Linked DNA regions of Homo sapiens: region 1 is linked to region 2. Evidence: chromatin contacts called from ENCODE Hi-C data. All regions are on one chromosome and are shown on one strand. The core of a region is the stretch at or near the end of the contact, and the rest is flanking DNA. Distances in the headings are between cores, read along the strand shown.

What was found. Hi-C counts contacts between places; a loop is a spot of excess contacts on that map. Pooled maps may share reads with other maps.
Region 1: a map of CD8-positive, alpha-beta T cell shows a loop between it and region 2 (4-fold over the local background). The contact joins the promoter of DIS3L2 here to the promoter of PSMD1 in region 2. A Hi-C loop is called at or near these places in 2 of 168 maps with a recorded cell type or tissue (CD8-positive, alpha-beta T cell and naive thymus-derived CD4-positive, alpha-beta T cell) and 10 of 50 pooled maps.

What each region holds. Positions count from the first base shown.
Region 1 is chr2:231,960,418-231,963,117 of GRCh38, reverse strand. DIS3L2 (DIS3 like 3'-5' exoribonuclease 2) reads right to left here and starts at 1,405. Exons shown (of 21, transcript NM_152383.5): 1 at 1,353-1,405. RefSeq lists a silencer at 1,148-1,307 and an enhancer at 1,438-1,527.
Region 2 is chr2:231,055,566-231,058,265 of GRCh38, reverse strand. It overlaps PSMD1 (proteasome 26S subunit, non-ATPase 1), which reads right to left and starts at 1,399. Exons shown (of 25, transcript NM_002807.4): 1 at 1,225-1,399. The coding sequence starts at 1,240. It overlaps LOC112268432 (a long non-coding RNA gene), which reads left to right and starts at 520. Exons shown (of 2, transcript XR_002959456.2): 1 at 520-929. RefSeq lists a silencer at 1,309-1,498.

The DNA of each region.
Region 1 (2,700 bases), core at 156-2,655, 900 kb before region 2:
CACCCAGCAATCCCACTGTTGGGTATATAACCAAAGGAAAACAGACCATTATACCAAAAAGACATATGCAGTTGTATGTTCACGGCTGAGCTATTCACAATAGCAAACACACGGAATCAACCTAGGTGACCATCAATGGTGGACTGGAAAAAAAAAATGTGGATGTACAGGATGGAATACTATGCAGCCACAAAAAAGGAAGATATCATGTCCTTTACAGCAGCACAGATGGAGCTGGAGGCCATAATCCTAAACGAATTAGCACAAGAACAGAAAACTAAACACCACACGTTCTCACTTATAAGTGGGAGCTAAACATTGAGCACACTTACAAGTGGGAGTAGAAACATTGAGCGCACATGGACATAAACATGGGAACAGTCGGCCGGGTGCGGTGGCTCACGCCTGTAATCCTAGCACTTTGGGAGGCCAAGGCGGGCGGATCACGAGGTCAAGAGATCGAGACCATCCTGACTAACATGGTGAAACCCCGTCTCTACTAAAAATACAAAAAAATTAGCCGGGCGGGGTGGCGGGCGCCTGTAGTCCCAGCTACTCGGGAGGCTGAGGCAGAAGAATGGCATGAACCCAGGAGGCGGAGCTTGCAGTGAGCCGAATCGCGCCACTGCACTCCAGCCTGGGCGACAGAATGAGACTCCGTCTCAAAAAAAAAAAAAAAAGGTAACGGTAGACACTGTAGACTACTGGAAGGAGGGGAGAGATGGGGGATGTGGGTTGAAAAACTACCTACTGGGTTCTATGCTCAATACCTGGGTGCAATATACCCATGTGACTAACCTGCATGCGTATCCCCCATATCTAAAAGTTTATTAAAAAAAAAAACTCTCTATGATCAATAAAGGAGATAAAGTGTATCACTGTGGAAAGCGCAAACGTCAAGGACATGTTATAATTAAGCGGCTGCCCTTCAAGATTCCCGAGGCTCCCCATCCCTGCCAGTCCTGAACATCTCGATCAAGACCCTAGAGAACGCGTCCACAGGTGACCCGAGCCTCGGGAGGCGTCCTCTCTACAGCAACAGGCTCTAATTCTGGTCTCGCTCCCCTCACGCCATCCTAGGCTACAAGGGCCCCGGCGCTATAAGCGCGGCCTGGGAGGCCGGGTCGGTCAGGAGCGGAGAGTGGGGAGCTGGGGACATTGAGGGAGATGCGGGACAGGGAAGACGCGTGGGCCGGGGAGCAACGCCAGAGGCGGAAGACGCTCGTCCCGGGCCGCCACCACAGGTGCCGGGCGAAGCGCCGCGGAGCCCCCCAGAGGCCAGACCCCGGGTCGGTCCCGAGGGGGTCGTGCAGCACTAGGCGGTGCAGGGGGCAGGCGAGTGAGGGCCTCACCGTTTCTCCCCGGAGGCCGGCGCCGCCGCAGTCCCGCAGTTGCTAAGGAGAATGCTCTTCCGGGTCACGGGCGCGGCGTTCTAGAGAGCGACGGTGGCCGGGCGAGGCCGAGAGCGAAGCGCGCGGGGTGTGTGCGCGGTGCAGGAGCTCGTAGTCGGCGGTTCAGCTGCGACAAGGGCGAAATGGCCAGGCCAGGGGCCGCCGCGCCTTCTCCGGCCTCGCTCGCGGGGACAACTGGCTGCAACGGTTGGCTCCCAGTGGGCGGCCTCTGAGACGCCTTGTGCCAGGCGCCGGCTGGCTCCGGGCCCCTCTTCCACCGGAAGGAGCCTTCCAGACCCGGCTCCTGAACCTCCAGGCTCTGCTCCACTGGGCCAGGTCTTGCACGGCAGACGCCGCCGGCCCCTTTCCTGTTACAAGGCTTTGCTCATTCTTTCATTTACTCACTGCTCATTTATTGGACAACTGCTTGGGGCGAGGTGCAGTGCTGGCACTGGGGATACAGAGATGGACAACCCCCGCATGGTCCCTGCCCTCAGGATGTGAGGCTGATGGCAGAGCAAGCAGATGACGTCCTGCACGTGGGGATGATCGAAGGAAAGGAGACTAGGGGAGCCTGCCCAAGGGGCCCACCCAGACACGGGTGGGGAGCAGCTGATGTTGGAGACGTCGACCTAGTATAAAGGGTTGGGAAGAGGGTTTCAGGTGAGAGAGGAAGCGCAGCCGAGAAAGCCCCCGACAGTTCAGCCCGCCCAGGGAAGCGTGTTGAGAGGAAACAATCGTTAAGTACGGGACCTAGGAAACACCAATATTGTAGATGTGAGCAAAGGAAAAGGAAATCCAAAGAGCAGCCAGAACGTTCGGGAGAGCACAAGAGGAAAGAATGCCAGTGAGGGGATGGCCGCCATTCTCAAGCTATGGAGATCAAGTGTCCATTGGTGACCATAGAAAAATCAAACTTCCCTTTGGGAGGCCGAGGCGGGCGGATCACCTGAGGTCGGGAGTTCGAGACCAGCCTGATCAACATGGAGAAACCCCGTCCCTATTAAAAATAATAAATTAGCCAGACGTGGTGGCACATGCCTGTAATCCCAGCTACTCAGGAGGCTGAGGCTGGTGAATCGCTTTAACCCCGGAGGCGGAGGTTGCAGTGAGCCGAGATCGCACCATTGCACTCCAGAAAAAAAAAAAGAGAGAGGGAAGGAAAGACGGGAGGGCAGGGCAGGGTAGGGATCAAACTTCGGGAATACAATGTGGACAGATGCTTGAACCACCGTATGCTCCATATTGAAAAAGGAAAAGAGATGCATTAAATTGTGCCTATATTTCTCTTTTTTTTTTTTTTTTTTTT
Region 2 (2,700 bases), core at 150-2,649:
AGAAGAAACATTGGTAATGGATGGATTTGAAATAGAATGAGGCCTATAGGTGGCAAGAAACTGAGTGTTTATTTGATCTTTACAAAGCTCTGACTGGAAAAACTTCCTGATACTGAACTAAAATTCATCTCGCGATCACTTGTATCTCTTGGGGACAAAAAGTCTTATTTCAGGTACAAGTGACAGCTCTTCAAATGTTTGAAAGTAACTACGTCTCCCAGTATCTCCAACGATCTCCTTAACCAATCCTCATAAAAATAAAGTTTTGATCGCCTTACCATTCAGATTACTGTCTTCTGCTCACCAGTTTGTTTACAATAAAATGCTTTCTTTGTGGGTCAAACACAGAGTAAGAAAATGAGAAAAGGGTATGTAAATAGGCAACGGAAAAAAGCACCAAGGCTCTGGACAGCTATATGCAAGTCAATCTGTAACGGGGAGCTTAAGTCTCCAATTGAAACTTGATCTCTGTAACTTACTCCATTGCAAATGTCACTACGTGAATCTACCTATGCAATGGTTTGCGCGTATGAAACCTGCTCCGCAGATCCATCCATTCTTTCTTGAATGTACAGTCAACAGACTGAGCACATAACCTCGAAAGGGTATAAGTAGGCTCTCAGTATAAAGGTATCTCCAGGGCGTCTTTAGGGTCTTCGCCGAACCCAAAAGTTCTCTGGGTGTTTTGAATGAACACCCTTGGATCGGACCCAGAAATGACCCACCTCAAACCTAATTTCGGGTTTCATTCTAAGGCGAATGGAGCTCGGCCACGTCCAGAAACACTTCTGTAGCAGTTAGGCTGCCCGATCAGGGGGGTTTGCCTTACTGTTCAATGGCACAGGGGCCCATCCCACCCCGGCCCCCTGCGGGCAAGAACTGGGGCTGGACGACCTCACACGGCCAAGAATGGGAGGCACAGAAAAAAGGTAAGCCCTTCTGGGGTCAGGGGAAGGCCCAGGAAGCCCCTCGGGTCCTGGCGCTGGGGTGTGATTGGGGAGGGATGCCGAGGCGGTCGACCCGGCTCGATTCCCTCAAGCCAGAGAAGCACGCAGTGACCTGATCAGACTCCCAGCCCCCCGGCCCGGGGGTGGGCCCTGGGCAGCAAGAAGCTGCCCAGGCCGGCGTTCCGCCGGGAGGCGCCCAGTCACCGGCCCTGACTCAGCTAAAAGCCGGCGCGGCGGCGGCTCCTCCCTCCAGGCGCTGGCTACGGGCCGCACTCACCGGCCGAGGTGATCATGGCTGCGCCCCTCACTCGCCCGTCGGCTCGCTCGCCGTTCCAGCTGCGCAGTGTATCTGTCAGCTCAGGGGCCGCTCAGTTCACCGCGCCTCCTTGCTCCCCGGGTGCGCTGCTCAGTCAGTCGCCTCCTCAGGCCGCCGGCTCGCTTCTCGCCAGGACCCCGCCCGCCCAGGGGCTGCCCGCCACCCCGCCTGCCGCCCGGCGCGAATTCTCCCCTGGCCTGCGTCTTCTGCGCGGCGGTATACTCCCCAGCCCTCGCGGAAGGGTACACAGAGAACACCATTGTTTTCTCTAAACCTCCTCGAGGTCAGGAGTCCCGCGCAACGGAACACTGGTCTGCACCTGAGGTCAGGCATTAGAATGGCCAGCCCTGCAAAGAGAGGACCCCCACCATCACCCGCCATTGCTGAGAGAAAGGGTGTTGAGGGGAGGTGCGAGCATTGCGCGCAGTGCCACCTACTGGTGGGAGGTCTCGCTGCAACACATCTCCCACCAGATAATGCTTAGGGAATTGGGGCTGCCGCAAACAGCGTTTTTTTTTGTTTTTTGTTTTTTTTCCCAGAAAAGTGGCTTTCAATTGTTTTCTAAAGCAAAACCTATCATAAAAAAAAGAAAATCCCCATAGAAGTGCTTTATTATCATAATGAATCCACAAGTAATCATTGGCTTATTATAAAGTTGAACAATGAAGGTTTTTACTTACTTTTGGAAAAATGTCCAGTGTTGTCAATATATTAAAATGTGCAGTAGTTATATGGCGAAAGCCTTTCCAAGGGAGAAAAAATGTCTTCCATTCTTTCCTTCTATCTGCCCAGGTCCTCTTTCCCCCGACGGCAGTGGGTTCTTCGTTTCTAATACATCTTCAGAAATTTGAAATGGCAGTTGCAATGGCCATTTGCAGTCTTATGCTAGCTTCAAGAAGTCAATTTATTTCAAGAGTCAGTACTGAGAAAGTCTTGACAAGGAATAGGGCAAACGGTAGCATTTTTTTCAGCCACCGGCCTTGCACTATCAAGCTAAACTCTTCAATCGCACAGCGATGGCGAGTTCATTTCTACGGCCTTCTACGTAACCTAGGGGCACAATCAATGTCTTGTGGTTGCCAGTGAATTAAATGTGCTTGATAACACATTTTGTTGTATCTGTGACTTTTTTTGTTTAAATTAGAATTCTTAAACTGTGGTTGTTTAAAATATATTAAATATAATTATTGAACATTTTTGAAGAGCCTGTGGCTCAGATTGAAAGGCAGGGCTCGAGAAGATGTGCATGCAAAGTAAACAGATTACTTGGGGTGTCATTCTACAGAGGTACTTCTTTTTTTTTTTTTTTGAGATGGAGTGTCCCTCTGCCACCCAGGCTGTAGGGCAATGGCGCGATCTCGGCTCACTGCAACCTCCGCCTCCTGGGTTCAAGCGATTCTCCTGCTCAGTCTCCCAAGTAGCTGGGACTACAGGTGT